Regions from separate parts of the Homo sapiens genome. Here region 1 is linked to region 2. The links are chromatin loops, found by intact Hi-C in ENCODE. Cell type or tissue: HCT116. All regions are shown on one strand. Links, peaks and the distances in the headings refer to the core of each region. The heading gives the core; the rest is flanking DNA. Region 1 overlaps GREB1L (GREB1 like retinoic acid receptor coactivator). Region 2 holds the start of LOC105372016 (a long non-coding RNA gene).

Region 1 (10,245 bases), core at 1,519-9,518, 410 kb before region 2:
ATGCTTTATTTTTATCTTATGGACCTTATAAATCATACAGTTGTTTCTCTTTAGATGGTTACTGAAAAGCTCAGAACCAGCCGGGCACATTGGCTCATGTCTGTAATCCCAGCACTTTGGGAGGCCGAGGCAGGTTGATCACCTGAGATCAGGAATTCGACACCAGCCTGCTAACATGGTGAAATCTAATCTCTACTAAAAATACAAAAATTAGCTGGGTGTGGTGGTACATGCCTGTAGTCCCAGCTGCTTGGGAGGCTGAGGCAGGAGAATGGCTTGAACCCAGGAGGCAGAGATTGCAGTGAGCCGAGATCATGCCACTGCACTCCAGCCTGGGTGACAGAGTGAGACTCCTCAAAAAAAAAGAAAAAAAAAAAGCTCAGAATTTGGGCTACCAAATTTGTAGCCCACTTCTAACCAAATGTGCAGCAGCTGCTGGCATGCATTTTAGGGAATACTTACTTTATCCCTGGCCCAATCTTCCTTCTCTTACCCTTGCTTTTTCTTCCTCTGATTGCTTAATTTATTTTTATCTTAATACATACATACATATATATATATAATTTTTTTTTTTTTTGAGATGGAGTTTCACTCTGTCGCCCAGGCTGGAGTGCAGTGGCACAATCTCGGCTCACTGCAACCTCCACCTCCGGGTTCAAGGTATTCTTCTGCCTCAGCCTCCTGAGTAGCTGGGTCTGTAGGCACCCGCCACCACGCCTGGCTAATTTTTGTATTTTCGGTAGAGATGGGGTTTCACCATATTGGCCAGGCTGGTCTCAAAAAAAAGTGCTGGGTTTACGGGCGTGAGCCACTGCGCCCAGCCTTTATCTTATTACATTTTTTAAAGCTGCCTTATTTCCTTTATGAGTTGGAGAGCACTTAAATAAAAATGTCAACACATAATAAATAACAAAAGTGGGCCAGGCGCAGTAGCTTACGCCTGTAATCCCAGCACTTTGGGAGGCCAAGGCGGGCGGATCACCTGAGTCCAGGAATTTGAGACCAGCCTGGCCAACGTGGCGAAACCCCGTCTCTCCTAAAAATGCAAAAAAAGAAATTAGCTGGGCGTGGTGGTGGGTGCCTGTAATCCCAGCCACTCGGGAGGCTGAGGCAGGAGAATCGCTTGAAACCGGGAGGCAGAGGTTGCAGTGAGCCAAGATCGCACCATTGCACTCCAGCCTGGGCAACAAGAGCAAAACTTGGTCTCAAAAATAAAATAAAATAACAAAAGTGAGACCAAATGGCACAGGCAACATGACAGCAAGCAGTGACTGTAAAAAACTAATGTAGAAAAGATGCAAAAGAAAGCTACAAACAAAAACAGATTCATGAACTCAAAAAGCTTATTTAATATCGTAGAGCTTCTGAGTTTAAGGATAAGCAACTTGTCACACTTCTCAAGATCCTCTGAGGGCATCCTTATGTCACATCCTAAAATAGCTATTCATTTTCATAGTGATGACTGACTCATCAAGAGGGGGCTACGTTAAATACTGTGGATCCTGTTAAAGGAAAGCATATATTCCATTTTTAAAGTAAAATTTGTTTGCAAAGATAAGCTTTTATGAGTTATCATTATGAAATGATGTCAGAAAAGTTAAGGTTTCTGTAACAGAGGAGTTTGTCAATCTCTAGAGCGTTCTGAGGAAAGCCTATTTATCTGTATAGAGAACTACTTCCAGCAGGGAAAAAGGCTGAGAATTGAGGCTGTCTGACCTTGTGTATCCCAACAAAAAAAAAAGAAAACAAACCATGTGCCTGAAGGAAGTGTGTCAACTTTCCACTAATCACATATTCAGTTCCTTTGAAATTAAAAGAAGTTTCACTTAGTGCCTCAGAGATGACTGCAGAGTTGGTGTCGGGTTACATAATGAAACAGTATTTTTTCTTACTTGTCAGGAAATAACCTCTTACAGCGGTCATTTCTGTAAACCCCACTTTCTGGAAAACAAGACACACTGTATCCTGTCCTCATTGGGTTTTTGCTCTGTATTTTGAACCAGGAGGACGTGGGCTGCGAGGAGAAGCTGTACTTTGGCTTGAGTGAGTACAGCAAGTCTCTGCAGTGGGGGATCACGAGCCCACTTCTGAGATGTGACGAGACTTTTGAAAAAATGGTGAACACACTCTTGGAGAGGTAAATAGTAAATAAGGCCTTCTGCTCTTCTCTCTAGCTGTACTTGCAGATCTAAAATAGCCAAAAGCCTTTTGTGTCAGTGCTACGGGGTGTTTGATGGAGCCCTTGCAGATGACGTGCAAAGGCCAAATTAAAACAGCCTTTCCTAAGATGCCCTACTATTGTTTTATGTGATCATCCAAGATCAATAAAGGAAAATACAACCAAAGTGGGCCATTGCACTACTTTTCATGCTGAGTCAGCTCCCGGTCATGCTTCACTGCTATCATCAGGAGATGGATAGGGCAGAGAGGGATTTGCTTATTCAAGACCCGCTTCTGGCTGGGCGCGGTGGCCCACGCCTGTAATCCCAGCACTTTGGGAGGCCGAGGCGGGCGGACCATGACATCAGGAGATCGAGACCACCCTGGCTAACACGGTGAAACCCCATCTCTACTAAAAATACGAAAAATTAGCCAGGCGTGGTGGCAGATGCCTGTAGTCCCAGCTACTTGGGAGGCTGAGGCAGGAGAATGGTGTGAACCCGGGAGGTGGAGCTTGCAGTGAGCCGAGACCACGCCACTGCACTCCAGCCTGGGTGACAGAGCGAGACTCCGTCTCAAAAAAAAAAAAAAAAAGTCCCACTTCTCTGAGCTCCGGCCTCTCCTACCCTACACCTCAGACTTTGACATTTTTCCCTCTTTTCTCCCCTGTCCACCACAGGCAAGGACCCTAAGATGATTCAGTAAAAACTAAACTTTACTATGAGAGATTTGAAGTATACACTGGAAGAAATTAAAGAGCAATCAGATAATTGAGGTGAATTCAGTTCTTGGGGCTCCTCCTCCAGTCCCTGGCCTTAGGGATTAAGGAACATAACTGCTGTCTTTTCTTCCCTTTTCTAAAAAAAGAAAAAAAAAATCCCCATTTTCAGATTAAACTCTGAAAGAGTTTTTTTCCCTCTGTGACCTTGAATCATAGATTCAGAGGTAGGTAGAGACATTAGAATTTACCTAACCTAATAAAGGTCCCTTTCTGCCCTCCACAATATTCTGTTTGATCATCCAATGTTGGGGCGATTGGGCTTTATTTTATGGGGCAAATTCTAATTTTTAGTAGCTATAGTTCTTAGAATGGCTTTAATTGATCATATTATTTAACAGCTATTTAACAAACCTGTCCATAATTTTGCTAAGAAAAAAGAAAAGGAAATTAAAATGAGGACCTATGGATGCATCCTATTCAGTAGATTATAATACTGCATCCGGAAAGAGCACAGGCTCAAGTACGGTTTGATATTTTTGCAGCTGTTGGATTTGGAAAGTCTTAACTGACACTGTGACATTAATCCTTTCACAGCACATGTAGTCTTAATTTTCCAAAATCATTCCATGAGTACCCCCTTTAAGCATTCCTACCCACCTGTTACATCCACCAGCTTGAAATGCATCTTCTTTTTCTGGTAACATCATTCAGAGTTTCCTAACTTTTATTTTAAATGATGATCTCATCAACTTTCTATTGTAGTTTTGTGCTACAAAAGTTGTAAGTATAGTTTAATGCAAGCATGACAGATTGGAGAAACTGTGCACTTCTGACTTCATGATTCTTCCAGAGTATGAAACAGAAATGCCAGATATCAAAGTTACCATTTATTCTAACTTTGGCTTTTCTACGTGGCCCAGCAAAAAGCATTAAGCTTGAAACATAGATTATCTATACTTATTTCCTCCAACCCAGTCACCCCAGCCTAATAGTAGCTATGACTTACTGAATACCTGAAGGGACCAGCCCAGGATTTATTGAACTGAAGGATTTCTTCATTTCTACCCAGCCAGCTAAATCCTTGCAATGTGTGAAGACCTTGCTAGAGGCTGGATAAAATCTAGAGCTAGCTTTGTCTCTGATCAGTTGTATGAACTGGGACAAGCAGCTGAACTTCTCTCTGCCCCTGAACTCATTCTCTTTCTATGAAAAGGCAGAGTGGGCTGGGCGCGGTGGCTCATGCCTGTAATCCCACCACTTTGGGAGGCCAAGGTGGGTGGATCACCTGAGGTCAGGAGTTCGAGACCAGCCTGGCCAACGTGGTAAAACCCTGTCTCTACTAAAAATACAAAAAAAAAAAAAAATTAGCCAGGCGTGGTGGCGGGCACCTGTAATCCCAGGTACTTGGGAGGTTGAGGCAGGAGAATCACTTGAACCTGGGAGGCGGAGGTTGCAGTGAGCTGAGATTGCGCCATTGCACTCCAGTCCGAGCGACAGAGTGAGACTCCATCTCAAAAAAAAAAAAGACCGGGTGCAGTGGCTTACACCTGTAATCCCAGCACTTTGGGAGGCTGAGGTGGGCGGATCACCTGAGGTCAGGAGTTTGAGACCAGCCTGATCAACATGGAGAAACCCTGTCTCTACTAAAAATACAAAATTAGCTGGGCGCATGCCTGTAATCCCAGCTACTCAGGAGGCTGAGGCAGGAGAATTGCTTGAACCCGGGAAGCGAAGGTTGCAGTGAGCCAAGATTGCACTACTGCACTCCAGCCTGGGTGACAGAGCGGGACTCTGTCTCGAAAAAAGAAAAAGAAAAGGCAGAGTTGTTCATATACAGGGCATCTTGGTCCTTTCCAGTTCTAAAACACCTCAAAAGTGTTCATGTGTTATTCATTTGATAGCTGTCATTGGCATTTCTTTGACCTGGAGGTTTTCTGTGCAAGGCCAGTGGACCACTTGTTGTATTTTAAGTAGAATTATAGAATGGAACAAAGGTGAAATCCCCCATTAGCCTACCCAGCTGCTGGTGGCTGCATTGCTACCAAATGGCAACCAGAAAGAAAGTGCACAGCCCCAGCCTTATTCTACCAGGCTCCATGAGAGCATTGGCCAACCTTGGACCCAGAGCCCACTTTGCCAGCACCTACTTTCTTTCTTTTTCTCTTTTTTATATTTTTAAGACAGACTCTCACTCCGTCGCCCAGGCTGGAGTGCAATGGCATGATCTCGGCTCACTGTAACCTCCACCTCCCAGGTTCAAGTGATTGTCCTGCCTCAGCCTCCCAAGTAGCTGGGATTACAGGCGCCCGCCACCACACCCAGCTAATTTTTATATTTTTAGTAGAGATGGGGTTTCACCATGTTGGCTAGGCTGGTCTCGAACTCCTGATCTCAAGTGATCCACCCACCTCGTCCTCCCAAAGTGCTGGGATTATAGGCATGAGCCACCGCGCCCAGCCTACTTTCTTTTTTAAAAAATTTTATTTTTATTCAGCAGCAGAAGTACTGCTGGGCAGTGTGCTCAGGGTAGCCAAGCACCTGCTTTCTTGACTAGCAGCTCTTCATGCCTGTAACTGGGTCCTCTTTGCCCATTCGTACTCATTTTGTCATCAGGCCTGGCTGAGGCGTAGCACCAAAAGGAGAGATTTGTTTTCTACCTCCTATAATTGTAAAAACTGCCGATTTTAACAAAGGGATCCTCTTCCCTGGCAGTCCAGGCTTAGGGGAAAATGGTACCAAAGGCTGCTGCTGCTACCAGGCTCAGATTTGCTTGGCTCCCTTGACGGAGCCAGGTCTCAGGTGATGAGGCTACAACACTAGGGGGTGCTATTTCTCCAGTCAGCTCCAAGTTTCTCCAGCACCAAGGAACAGTTTATGGAAAGATAGAAATTGCTATCTGTGAGGCTGACCTCAGATTAGTAGTAATAATTACCCTTTTTATGTCTAATACTCGACAGATATTACATTAATGCCTCAGTTTCCTGTATTGTAATCTTATATATCAGAGAAATAAGTGGACAGTGCTGCCATTCTAACCCAATACCACCAGCAAGAGGTGAGGATCCAGGAATTATCCATGATGACTATGCTGGCAATGAATGGAATAGACCAGCGTGTCTCAGAATTTAACGTGCATGCAATTCCCTGGGAGTCTTGTTAAGCTTCAGATTCTGATTAGTAGGTCTGGGGTGGGGAGATTGAGCATTTCTAACAAGCTCCCAGGTGCTGCTGCTGCTGGTGGTCTGTAGACCATACTTTGAGAAGAGGTTTCTAGACAATCTCTAAACCCCTTTACTGTGCTGTACTTATCCCAACAGGTTGATTCACATGCTTTGGAAGCTCAACCTTTTCCTTCCAGTGATGTAGGATCCCAGGTCATTCTAGAACTAAAGCCCCACCACACTGATCAGTAGCCCCTTCCCCACCATGCTTAATCTGCATTCTTACTGCACAGGCCTTGCTGCTCCCAGCTGGCCCTGCTGCCTGAGTGCTAGTGCCTTGTTTTCTGTTGAAGGTACCCCAGGCTGCACAGCATGGTCGTCCGCTGCTATCTTCTCATCCAGCAGTACTCTGAGGCCCTGATGGCTCTCACCACCATGGCGTCACTCCGCGACCACAGCACACCAGAAACACTCAGCATTATGGATGACCTCATCAGCTCCCCAGGCAAAAACAAAAGTGGGAGGGGACACATGCTCATTATCAGGGTGCCCTCGGTGCAGCTGGCGATGTTAGCCAAGGAGCGGCTACAGGAGGTGCGCGACAAACTGGGTCTGCAGTATCGGTTTGAGATCATCCTTGGGAACCCGGCCACCGAACTCAGTGTTGCAACTCACTTTGTGGCGCGATTAAAGGTTAGCAATGGACAGACATTTCTCCTTTAAAATACCATTTGTTTCTCTTTTCTAGGAATCCTACATAGGTGGCTCAGGGGCCTGAGTTTAATAGAATCACATGTGTGATTCCATGACAATGATAAGGCTAAATTAAGGGACATATTCACTTTCTTAATTAGAACCAGTTTGTAAAGATTGCCCAGCCCTTTATAGCATGCAGTTAGTGCATGCAGTTGGTCTTCCATGCTCTCCAACTGCAGGTGCAAAAAAATGAGATGACCCAATTTGACCCCATGTTTATTGGCCTTGTTCAAGATGCATGTAGCCCATGGCCATCTGTTTTCTGAGAAAAAAAGGTAAGTTATCCTCTCAGACCTCTGTGGGGTAATGTTTTAAGTATCCTCAACTCACTAATTCTTTTCTGTTCATCTAGCCTCTCTGTGAGCTCATGTCTAGAGTCGGTAAAGTATTCTGTTTCATCTTCAGTACTCAGAACTGTTCCTAGCCCTCTTGCATGTGGATTCCTCAGCAGTTTGTTGTTTCTTTTTACTTGCTTTGACCCTCAGCCCCAAGGCTTTGGCTGGACTGAGACTTTGCCAGGCGCCCTACAGAAGAATTTAGTGCATGACTGAGTCCCTCACTGCTCCCTCTGCACGGCCAGTGATTGACTGCTTCTCCCCTTCCTCTCCTGTCAAGCATCAGGGTGGGAGGAGTAGAACCCTCAGCCAACTAACCTAACTCCCTACCTTATGCCTGACTCGGTTTTTCTGGGCCTGTAATCCAGTGGGGCCTAGCCATTAGAAAGCATTTAATCAAATATCCACCTACATGTCGGTATGGAACTGAGCTAGCTACTGTATGTCTGAGTTAGACCAACTTGTTTCTGCGCCCTATACATTAAATGCTGAGCTAAATTGGGTTAAGGAAAATCTGGTTCAGCACAAATTTTATGAAAAGAAGGCACATAGTCATGGGGGAATTTGCATTTTCACCCTGGGCTGCGGTTTCCCATCTGCAAAATGAGAGAATTGGGTTGTATAATCTCTAAGAGTTCTAATTTGGGGATGATTATTTAGTGTTCAAAAATTGTTCTGGGCTGGGCGCAGTGGCTCATGCCTGTAATCCCAGCACTTTGGGAGGCTGAGGCAGACAGATCAGGAGGTCAGGAGATCAAGACCATCCTGGCTAACATGGTGAAACCCCGTTTTTACTAAAAATACAAAAAAAAAATTAGCCAGGTGTGGTGGCGGGTGCCTGTATTCCCAGCTACTCAGGAGGCTGAGGCAGGAGAATGGTGTGAACCCAGGAGGCGGAGCTTGCAGTGAGCCAAGATCGCACCACTGCACTCCAGCCTGGGCGACAGAGCGAGACTCTGTCTCAAAAAAAAAAAAAAATTGTTCTGGAGATGTAAATCTTCTTCTTGTGTTCAGTTAGCTAACCTAAATTGAATAATCCAAAATGCAGACAAAATATCTTGTATTAGCTTAATAAGCAATTGGAACAAATAAAATTGTCCAAAAAATAGAAACTCCTAAATTTAGAAGTTGTAACATTTATGTTTCATATATAGATACACGTTCACAATTTTATGTTATAGTCATAGACTACATTACAGTGGAATTCCTAGGATGAATAACAAAACTCCGGAAACGCTTCTTACAGTATAATTCATGGAGACATGAATTACGGGCTTGAGACCATTTGAATATTGCTAATGATGAAGAATTTGGAGGCTGGGCACGGTAGCTCATGCCTGTAATCCCAGCACTTTGGGAGGCCGAGGCGGGCGGATCACAAGGTCAGGAGATCAAGACCACCCTGGCTAACACGGTGAAACCCTGTCTCTACTAAAAATACAAAAAATTAGCCAGGCATGGTGGCGGGCGCCTGTGGTCCCAGCTACTCGGGAGGCTGAGGCAGGAGAATGGCGTGAACCCGGGAGGCGGAGCTTGTAGTGAGCCGAGATTGTGCCACTACACTCCAGCCTGGGCGACAGAGCAAGACTCTGTCTCAAAAAAAAAAGAAAGAAAAAGAAAAAGAATTTGGAAAGGCGGACAATCAGCAGCACCATGCTAAGTCTCCCACATCTGTTGCCAGAGATGACCTAAATGCACGTGAGGCTGCTGGGTCTTCTCCTGGTCTCTGTTGACACTGATTAAGTGAAGCTACTTAGAGAGTCTTAATCATGTGTTCAGAAGGGCCAGTCACTAAGTCAGTATAAATCAGTCTGTCCTAAATAATTTACCCCTCTGGACCACTGTTGGAAAACCACAGTCAAGGCCTGAGGTTCTTCACCTGGCTGCTAGCTCATCAGAATCACCTGCAGGGCTTTCAGAGGCACATTAGTTGACAATCACTGTGCCCTAAACGAAGGGGGCCTCAAGTTACGACTTCTCAAGGCAGTGACATCTTCCTCAATTGGTATGAGTAGCTGCCAGGCAACAAGTACGTATAAGAGTGTCCCATATTCTGGCTGCTGTGATGGCTCATGCCTGTAGTCCCAGCTACTTGGGAGCCTGAGGCAGGAGGTTTGCTTGAGCCCAGGAGTTTGAGGCTGCAGTGAGCTATGATCCCACCACTGCACTCCAGCCTGTGCAACAGAGTGAGACCCTGTCTCTTAAAAATATATAAAAATAAACAAGTCCCAAATTCTCAAAATCACTGGATCACATCAGTCCTTTTTATACTCTGTATTTGTGTGGGAGTAAAAATATGAGATCATGTTGGGATGTTCACATCGTAAGCAAGACTGAATTGTCAAGTAGATTGCGGCTCACTCATTTATTTCTAAGTTATCAACCTCCTTCACCATTTTCAGGATGGCAAGATTGTGCCTTCTATCTCTACTTTTGGGTAAAATCCAACACTACTTCTATTATGTGATCTTATTTTTGTGCTTACCCCTAATTATCCTGTTATGTATTGTGGTTAACTTATACTGATGATGACCCCTTTGGAAGGATACAAAGTTTAAGTCAGTTCCTCCAGAAGGCAGGTGAAGCTTTCATTAGATGTCCTTGTTCTTAAGCCTTGTATTATCCTTGAACTCAATGATCACCCCATCTTTTGTGTTAAGTGCTTCTGCAATGTCATCTTGAGGGCCTGATTGATGCACAGGAGAACTGCAGCCATCAGTCATCAGAAGGAGCAATGTGATGGAAAAGCATTTTATAGTGGGTTTGGCTAGCTGTGGTTGGTCAAGAGTAAAAGTGAGATTTGACTACTAATCTGAAAATAAACATCCTCATATAGGCCAGGTGCAGTGGCTCACGCCTATAATCCCAGCACTTTGGGAGACTGAGGCGGGCAGTCGCTTGAGGTCAGGAGTTCAAGACCAGCCTGGCCAATATGGCGAAACCCCATCTCTACTAAAAATACAAAAATTAGCCAGGTGTGGTGGTGGGTGCCTGTAATCGCAGCTACTCAGGAGGCTGAGGCAGGAGATTCGCTTGAACCCGGGAGGTGGAGGTCGCCATGAGCCAAGATTGCACCACTGTACTCCAGCCTGGGTGACAGAGTGAGACCCTG
Region 2 (10,245 bases), core at 1,400-9,399:
GGACATGGTAGTAGGAGCCTGTAATCCCAGCTCCTTGGGAGGCTGAGGCAGGAGAATTGCTTGAACCTGGAAGATGGAGGTTGCAGTGAGCTGAGATCACGCCATTGTACTCTGGCCTGGGCAACAGAGCGAGACTCCGACTCAAAAAAAAAAAAAAGAGCTACATGCCACAAGACTTCCTCCACTTCAGATACTAACTATAAGTCTTGGCCTCCCATATTGCTGACCAACGGGCAGCAGTTAGTGAACTGCAAGTTCCAAATCTTCTCCTTGGGTTTAATAACTTGTTAGAATGGCTTACAGAACTCAGGGAAACACTTTACTTACATTTTACTGGTTTATTATAAAGGATATAGAGAAACAGCCGGATAAAGAGGCACATAAGGCAAGGCCAGGAAGGGTCCTGAGTGGAGTTTCTGTCCATGTGGAATTGAGGTGTGCCACCCTCCCAGCACCTAGATGCATCCATCAACCTGGAAGCTTGTTGAATCTCTTAGTTCAAGAGTTTTTATAGAGCTTAATCTCCATCCCTGCCTCACTTCTCAAAGGTTAGTGATTAGGGCTGAAAGGTCCAACCCTCCCATCACTTGATCTTCCTGGTGACAAGCCCCATCCTGAGGCTATCTAGGGGCCCACCGTAAACCACCTCAATAACATAAATTTAGGTGCAGTCAAAAGGGGCTCATTATGAAAAACAAAAAGCAGTCTGATCACATAGGAAATTTCAAGGGTTTTTAGGAGCTCTGTGCCAGGAATGGGGAATAAAGACCAAGTATATTTCCAATTATACTACAGTTTCCAATTATTTTAGGTATATAACTAGAAGTGGAATTGTTGGGTCATATTCACCATTTGTTTAACCTTTTGAGAAATTGCCAGACACAAAAGGCCACATATTGTATGATTTCATTTATATGAAAGTGTGCAGGCCAGGCACAGTTGCTCACGGGTGTAATCCCAGCACTTTGGGAGGCCGAGGATGAGGTCAGGATTTCGAGACCGGCCTGGCCAACATGGTAAAACCCCGTTTCCACTAAAAATACAAAAATTAGCCTGGTGTGGCGGCGCATGCCTGTGATTGCAGCTACTTGGGAGGCTGAGGCACAAGAATCACTTGAACCTGGGAGGCGGAGGTTATAGTGAGCTGAGAGCGCGCCACTGCACTCCAGCCTGGGCAACACAGCGAGACTCTGTCTCAAAAAAAAAAAAAAATCCAGAATAGACACACCTATTCCATAGAGACAGAAAATAGGTTTCAGTAATTGCTGGTGGCTTGGGGGAGAGGTTAACGGGAGTGGCTGCTAGTGGGTACAGGGTTTCTTTTTGAATTGAGGAAAATGTTCTGGAATTAAATAGTGACATTGATTGGACAACTCTGTGAGTTTACTAAACCCCACTGAATTGCACACTTTAGAGTGGTGAATTTTATAATATGTGAATGGTACTTCAACTTAAAAAAAGAAAAAGAATATTAATGACCTTCACAAGTATCGTGCTGAGTCTGTCCCTGTCAAGGCTCCTATTGAGAAAATTTAAAGTTTGGCTTGGGGCTCCAAGTCCCATCTTCACCTGATGCACTTGTTAACCAGGATTTATTTAGTTCCTCTCTTCTCAGCATCAGAAACAGGGCCTGTGTCTGGTCATGGTCTGTCTCCTCCAAAGCCTTCACAGCAGACACGGAGCTTTGTTTCTGTGTGGTATATTCACTCCTTACCCCTGCTAAACGAAGGCAGGGACTGGTTATTTCTTACGTATTTATTTATTTTTTTGAGACAAGAGTTTCGCTGTGTCACCCAGGCTGGAGTGCAGTGGCTGTGATCCTGGCTCACTGCAACCTCCGCCTCCCGGGTTCAAGTGATTCTCCTGCTTCGGCCTCCCGAGTAGCTGGGATTACAAGCGTGCACCACCAGGTCTGGCTAATTTTTGTATTTTTGGTAGAGACAGTGTTTCACCGTGTTGGCCAGGCTGGTCTTGAACTCCTGACCTCAAGTGATCCACCCACCACAGCCTCCAAAAATGCTGGGATTACACCGTGCCCAGCCATTTCTTATTTTATTGATTAATGAGTTGGTCCTTAGCATCTTCCAAAGATGACCAATATGTTTTTTAAAAATAACAGTACAAATCTAAGGATTTAAACATGTTTTAGATGTTTCAATGTATTTCAGTTCTTGTCTTCACTGATGCTCACATTGCCCATCTTTGGCTAGCAGACACTCATTCAGCAGTCCTATTGACACAAATCTGTTAATCTTTGATGGCTTTCTTGTTTCTGAAATGCCTGACCTGAAATAAAACATTGCTCCAAGAAGTCCTGATTCTGTTTAAGGAAATGACATTTAGAGATCACAATGTGGGTATCAGGGGCGTCAGTGCTACTGGGCTGGTCATTATTTCTTAGACTTTTTCTTTTCAGTGGAAAGAGCTAAGAATGTTTTCTGTTTGTTTGATTTTTTTAAAGAGACAGAGTCTTACGCTGTTGCTCAAGCTGGAGTGCAGTGATGCAATCATAGTTCACCGTAGCCTTGAACTACTTGGCTCAAGTACTTGGCTCCTTCTGCCTTAGCCTTCCAAGTGGCTAGGACTACAGGTGCGTGCCACCATGCCTGACTAATTTTTTATTTTTTGTAGAGTTGGGATCTTGCTGTGTTGCCAAGGCTGGTCTCAAACCCCTGTCCTCAAGCAATCCTCCTTCTTTGGCCTTTCAAAATATTGGGATTATTGGTGTAAACCACCAAACCCAGTTGGCTAAGAATATTTTAAAGAAAAAAAATAAGTGAGTTCAAACTGAACTTTGCAATTCAAATTCAGGACTGCTTACAACTTTATTGATTTTTTTTTTTTTTTGAAACAGAGTTTTGCTCTTGTTGCCCAGGCTGGAGTGCAGCGGGCACTCCAGCTCACTGCAAACTCTGCCTCCCAGCTTCAAGCAATTCTCCTGCTGCAGCCTCCTGAGTAGCTTGGATTATAGGTGCCAGCCACCACTCCCAGCTAATTTTTTGTATTTTTAGTAGAGATGGGGTTTCATCATGTTGGCCAGGCTGGTCTCAAACTCCTGACCTCAGGTGATCCACTTGCCTTGGCCTCCCAAAGTGCTGGGATTACAGGCATGAGCCACTGTACCCAGCCACCTTATTGATCTTATACCTACATTTCTTTTTAAAAAATGTTTTAAAAATTATTTGATTTATTGTACAATAACAATATTAATGTTATCAACAATATGATTTCCGAAAAGTTGAATTTTTTTGTTTGGCTCTATCATTAGGGTGTATCTAACTAGAGATAGATCATCAAATTATCGTGTTTTACAGTCTGTTGGTATAGTATCTGTGTAGTTATGCTATCAACTGGGTGCAGAAGTTTAATTTTACTTTTGGATATTAAGAATTATTTTATTAATTCATTTATTAATTTCATTTTAAATTATGAAAAATATGTACACTGTTCCAAAGTCAGTTCTCCAAAACAATATATTCAAAGAAGTCTATCTTCCTATTTTTCTTTCTTTTTTAAATGATGATAATGATTATTACCCAGACTGCTCATCTGCAAGGAAGAAGTCTCTCTTCTATCCCTGTTTCTTCCACTCAGCTCCTCATTCTCCTATAAACAATAGTATAGTTTATTAATTTTTTAGTAGAGACAGTGTTTAATGTATTTTTAGTAGAAAAATACACTGTTTTTTATTTTAATATTATGAAATACACGCATGTATGTATTGGTATCTCCTTTCTTTTTAAAAACATACATATAGCATACATGATGACCTCATCTAACTTTTCACATTTTAACAACGATGACTTTTTTTTTTTTGAGACAGGTTCTCACTCTGATGCCCAGGTTTTGCTCTGTCGCATTCTCTGGAGTCCAGTGGCGGGATCTCAGCTTACAGCAGCCTCAACCTCCCTGGCTCAAGAAATCCTCCTACCTCAGCCTCCCAAGTAGCTTGGGACCACAGGCGTGTGCCACCAAGCCCGGCTAATTTTTGTATACATACATACATATATATAATACATACATATGTTGTATATATTTAAAATATATATATATATTTAAAATATATATATACATATATATATATTTAAAATATATATATACATATATATATATTTGGTAGAAATGGGGTTTTGCCATGTTGGCCAGGCTGGTCTCAAACTCTTGGACTCAAGCCATCTCCTGCTTCGGCCTCCTAAAGTTTTGGGATTACAGGCGTGAGCCACTGCGCATGGTCAATAATGACTTTTAATATCTTACTATACATAGAAGAACTTATTTTTTCGATTGCTCTGTAGCGGGAGACAGAAAAAGGAAAAGTCGGAGATGCTGCCATTCCAGAGCGGGGGGACCTTGGGAAGGAGGCCTGGGAGGTCAGGATTCTGGGCTGCACTGGCTTAATGAGTAGGGAGGTCAAGCAGCCTGGAAAGGTGTGGGATTCACTCCAGGGGTCTGGCCAAGTGGTTCCAAGCCAGGCAGTTCGTTTTCCTCTAACCCAGTCTCTCCAGTTTAGTTGTGTCTGTTATCCTTCAGCCCCATCTCCCCTCCCCTGGGGACGAAGGCGAAAAGAGTGAGGAGGCATTGCCCAGGCCCCTGGTACCTGCCGCGGAGGGAGCGAAGCCGGCCTTGTGCGGTCTTCCCGCGCCCCTCCTCTCCATCTAACCGTGGAACCGCCCTGCTCGGGAGCCCACTCCCCTGGAGGGCCGAGGGCGTCTTAGGCCAGAACATGAGGAGGCTGGATAAATGGGAATCGTCTCTCTCCAGTCGCAGCAAAGAGAATTTACTTGCGTAGGACCCTAGGCATTTCCTACGGGAAAAGAAGTGAAGACACGCCCGAGCTAGGCTGCCCCGCCCGCTCTACAGAAGGGGTGGTGCTGTCCGTGACCCCTCCCAACCCTCTCCACCCCGGAATGGCCTGGCCTGCACGAGGTAAGCCGGGCTGTCTGGACAAGAAGTGGTTTCCATCTGTGTATACTGTCAGAGACTATGTCAAGCCTGGTCTCTGCTGAGGAAATTGTTCTTTTAAAAGAAACTTCTGTTTTTTTTTTCTTTCAAAAGATGTGCTTTATAGTAGTGTGAAGTAACTGTCGAATGAGTATCATGATACTGAGTAAATATGGCAGCATCATGTTTAACGATAACAACAGACACTTATTTAGCATCCACTGTGGGCTGCGCACGGGCACTTTATATACACCATCTGATTCAATCATTAGCATTATGAGTTTCATTTCACCTGTGAGGATAGGGAGGCCCAGGGAGTTAAACAGATTGCTTACAGTCTTTCATTTGCCAGTAGCTGTGCTAAGATCCAAAAAATTTTTTTCTTATCTTTCCTCCCTCCCTGCCTGCTTCCCTCCTCCCTGCTTTCCTTCCTTCATTTTGTTTTTGAACACCCAAAGCCCATATTCCTGACATCAAACTCCTCCTGCCTTTGATGAGAACTCTGAAGAGTGTCAGGAAAGAAGTTGATCTGAGAAGTAACTGTAAAGAGTTTCGAGTTGAATGGGAAGAACTCGGGCAGTTAGTAACCTACCTCACCTTTCTGTTCCTTGAATTTTTCGGGTGAAGGACTGCAGGAGAACATGTTCCCCAAACTGGGATGTTTATTGGATGCACCAACCTCTTCTCCCACAAGGGGTCAGTAAAATCCCCTTAGTGAATAGAATGAAGCCCTGCTCCTCCCTGGCTTAGCGTTGGGGCAGTGAGGATCATTGCATTGGTGAATGGACCTCTGACCTTTACACGTTCTCCTCTCCATCACCTGGCTTTACTCAAGCTGAATTCATCCAGCGCTTGCACTCCATCCTCATGCTACCATGTGGTGGGAAACAAAGGGACAGAGAGCTCCAATTCATTCTTTTTTTTTTTCCCTTAGGGTTGGGGTCTTGCTTTTTTGCCCAGGAGGGCATGCAGTGGCATGATTATGGCTCACTGCAGCCTCAAACTCCTGGGCTCAAGCGATTCTCCTGCCACCACCTCCTTTCAAAGTGCTGGGATTACAGGTGTGAACCACCGTGCCCAGCCCTAATTCATTCTTTACTTTTAGTTTAGAGTAGTGTTTCATTTAAAAATTGCTGTACATAAAATATAATCACAAATGATTTCTCAAAATTCTGTATCTTGCAATTATTGTAACTGGATAAGGGTTTAGAACAAGAGAAGACATGTCTAAGTCTAATAATAATATAGTGAATATTTACGAAGTGTTATGAAGCGGCACTTTCTAAGTGTCTTATAAATGATAGAAACTGTGGGTCATGCTTTACGTGGCATTTGAACTCTGGCATTCTGGTCCCAGAGTTCCTGGCCCCTAAGCATCATAACATACTGCCTGTCTACCAGAGAAACAAAAATCAGTGTTTTCCATGGTCCTGGCAAGGATGATTATCAGTTCTATAAGCTAATATGGACATTCAGGAGGTGGATCAAGGTTTTGTGAGGCCCAGAGCGTATATAATTTGGGTGTCATCTTTAGGAAGATAACAGAAAATGACAAATACAAATGTATATGTGAAAATAAATTTTTATTTAGAATGAGAAAATAAATCACAACTGATCACAATTAGAAAAAAGACTACAAATGTCTCCAAATCCAGAAAAAATGCACATTTTTATTACTGAGCCCCCTAACGTATCTAATGCTTCTTTCCCCCATATCTTTAGCTTTATACTCTTTGATTGTCTTTCAATGTGTCTGCAATTTTCTACAATCATTTTTAGTAGAGAAAATAGAAATGTAATTCAGCTGTTCCTATTAGCGTGGTTGCTTGGTAATTATTATTGATGGTTGGGATGCATAACACATAGGATTTCACACATGACTATAACTTGCTGTTTGTAGTGCTTCTGCAGTTTTATCCCATACCTATAGAGAAATTCTGAAAATTGTATTTTGTGTGATCCCCTCCAAAAAGAAAAAAAGCAAAGTTTGTTCATAATTGTATGTGCTGTATTATCAGGTATATTCGTTTTTTTTTTTTTTTTTTTTTTTTTTTTTGAGATGGAGTCTTGCTCTGTCACCCAGGCCGGAGTGCAGTGGCACGATCTCAGCTCACTGCAAGCTCCGCTTCCTGGGTTCACGCCATTCTCCTGCCTCAGCCTCCAGAATAGCTGGGACTACAGGCACCTGCCACCACGCCCGGCTAATTTTTTGTATTTTTAGTAGAGATGGGGTTTCACCATGTTAGCCAGGATGGTCTTGATCTCCTGACCTCATGATCTGCCCGCCTTGTCCTCCCAAAGTGCTGGGATTACAGGCGTGAGCCACCGCACCCGGCTAACATATTCTTCACAGGAGACAAATTCCATTTTGATTAGTTTTTTTCTTTTAATTTATTTTTTAAATAGAGATGAGGTCTCACTAAACTGCCCAGTGTGGTCTTAAACTCCTGGGCTCAAGCCATCCACCTGCCTCGGCCTCCCAAAGTGCTGGGATTACAGGTATGAGTCACCATACTCCGCCATTGACTAGTAGTTGTTAATGGAACCTTTGGCTTACCATTTTCCATGTCTGACAGTTGGAAGAATTTTTCACAGACCACCTTCTGGCTTGATTCATTTCAAACCTTTTTCCTCCACAATCTATGTACTTCTCATGCCAGATGCCATAGGACACAGTGTATAGGGATAGCCCTGGTTCTTCCCGTCATAACACTAGGCAGGGAGTGAGATGAGGGTGCTCCTAAGATAGCTTAGTAATAAGTAATAAGTGAAGAATTCACAGAAGTAATTGTAAGCCACATAAATGTATCCAACAAAACCCCAAATAAATGTACCCTCAATGCATTCTCATCTGCCTCAATGTACCTTCAGATATGCCCATGGCTGGTCCATCCCACCTGGCACAGGGAAAGAGTGGAGAAAGGAAAGTGAGAGTAGAAACAGAAAATAGTCATAACTGATAGCAGTTAAATATATTATTTTTGGCTGGGTGTGGTGGCTCACACCTGTATTCCCAGCACTTTGGGAATACAGCCGAGTCAGGAGGATCCCTTGAGCCCAGGAGTTTGAGACCAGCCTGGGCAATACAGTGAGACCCCATCTCTCTCTCTATATATAAAATAATTAGCCAGGCATTGTGGTGTGTGCCTATAGTTCCAGCTACTTGGGAGGATGAGGCAGGAGGACTGCTCAAGCCCAGGAGGTTGAGGCTGCAGTGAGCTGAGATTGTGCCACTGCACTCCAGTGTGGTTGACAGAGTAAGACCCTGTCTCAAAAAAGAAAAGAAAAAGAAAAAACAATGTAATCATGCAAATGTGAAAACACTGCTGGACCCTTCCCAAGCCTTGGAGGGCCTGTGCAAATGAGGGTCCTGCAGCCTAAGCTGCATTAACTTTAGGGCCAGTCCCTGTATGGAACATCCTTAGAGACCTAACTCACCCACCAGCCTGAGGCAGCTCCAGGGGAGTGCCAGCAGACAGCAGAGCAATGATCTCACACCCATGGCAAACAAGGACGCGTTGTCCACCCACTAATAGGACCTCACCACCTGCAGGCGGGCAGATCCCAAGGTTTCCTGATATTCCCTACTGCTGCAGTCTCTGCTTGGGACAAAGTGCATTGCTTTTGCCATGAGTCACTGTGCCAGTAAAAAAGGTTAGGGGACATTCATGTCACAAAAGCAAGCGCTCAACTGGGACCTGAGAAGAGACAGCCTTCTTGGGTCACAACTGTCCACTTTCTCCAGGTGATATGGTTTGGCTCTGTCCCCACCCAAATCTCATGTTGAATTGTAATTCCAGTGTTGGGGGAGGGACCTGGTGGAAGGTGATTGGATCATGGGGGTGGGTTTCTCCCTTGCTGTTCTCGGGGTATGAGTGAGTTCTCACGAGATCTGGTTGCTTAAAAGTGTGTGGCACTTCCTTTTTCGTGCACTCTCTCCCATGCTCTGCCATGATAAGACGTGCTTGCTTCCCGTTCACCTTCCGCCATGATTGTAAGTTTCCTGAGGCCTTCCAGCCATGCTTCCTGTGCAGCCTGTGGAACTGTGAGTCAATTAAACCTCTTTTCTTCATACATTACCCAGTCTCGGGTAGTTCTTTATAGCAGTGTGAGAACGGACTAACACACCAGGGCTCGGGGATGATGAAAGCTTTGCTCAGGCTCTTCCCTTTCTAAATCTTCCCCATCCAGTGCACATCCCCATTCTGACCCCCAGCCATGAAACCTTCCCAGCAGCTCCGAGGCCCGTGGATCTCTCCTGCATCTGAGCTCTTACAAGTTTAAAAAAAAAAAGAAAGAAAAAGAAATTCTGAAACACATATTTGTTAAGCACCCATTCTGGGCTAGCCTGCAGTTAAATCTTACTGAATTGCTTACAAAGCATTTTGCGTAAGCAGATCTCTGTTTAGTCAGATTATAAACAAATTGGTGACAGGGACCAGAATTTCTTGCTGGCAGATCCCAGTTCTGGGCTTGTCAGCACTGAATAAATACTGACTTGATTGATGTAGCTTTGTCTCCTCTCTGAGGACCAAAGCTCTTGGCAGCTTCCTCCTAAGTAGGCTGGGGACTCCCTAACTGGGTGGAGAAGGTAGGGTTATCTCCTGCAGAAATTTTAATGGAGTTCCCCCAAATCTTGCTAATGGATTCTTGGACACTCTGCAGCCTGTAGTGGAAGCAACTTTTCTTCTTCAGTAAACTGATTAGAAATTTGGATTTTTAACCAAAGTAGAAGTCTAAATCTAATTTACTGACCCTTTTCAACCCCACCCCAAATTCCTTACTTTGTGAGCTAGCAAGGTTTGAGAATGTTTGGATCAAACTGAGTATCTCATAATGCAAGCATGCATGGAGTCTCCTGGCTGGTTTTACTTTCACTTATCTTGCTCCCGTTCTGGGGGGCAGTGCAGAGAAGGGGAAAGATCAGGCTTGAGTCTCCCTCGATCTGGATTCAGTCAATACTGGCTCTGCCCCCACAAGCTGTATGAGACCTTGGCCTAAGTCATGTCACCCTCCCAGCCTTCCTTTCCTCTGCCGGAAACAGGGGGTGTCACAGAACCTGCCACATTCAGCGGCTGCGGGATTTATTTTGTAAGGATTCAGGAGGACAGTGAGGATGTGGCTGATGAGTTTGTTCCCCGTTTGTGCAGGTTCTCTTCTCTGGCTCCCAAAGCCAGTAGGTTTATTTCATCTCAACAAATGCTTGAAGCAGACACAAGCATTTGTTTCTACGCTAAGCTTCAGAGCTCTTAAACTTTCTTTTTTGAGGCAGGGTCTCTTGCTGTCACCCAGGCTGTGGTGCAG

The links. Peaks named below come from ENCODE experiments on the same cell type or tissue, not always from the same donor. Only the 100,000 strongest peaks of a DNase experiment are listed, where the experiment ranks them.
Region 1: it touches region 2 in a loop (6-fold over the local background); 2 of 110 quality-filtered maps call a loop at or near these places.

The regions. Positions count from the first base shown.
Region 1 is chr18:21,483,617-21,493,861 of GRCh38, forward strand. GREB1L (GREB1 like retinoic acid receptor coactivator) reads left to right here. Exons shown (of 33, transcript NM_001142966.3): 18 at 2,004-2,137; 19 at 6,396-6,735. Among named protein-coding and RNA genes, the nearest start is that of GREB1L-AS1, 38 kb to the left of the region's middle. In HCT116, for the core only: a CTCF peak has its summit at 5,707 (motif pointing right); a DNase peak (open chromatin) is centred at 5,695.
Region 2 is chr18:21,892,291-21,902,535 of GRCh38, forward strand. LOC105372016 (a long non-coding RNA gene) reads left to right here and starts at 4,643. Exons shown (of 4, transcript XR_935276.3): 1 at 4,643-4,926. In HCT116, for the core only: a CTCF peak has its summit at 5,616 (motif pointing right); a DNase peak (open chromatin) is centred at 5,651.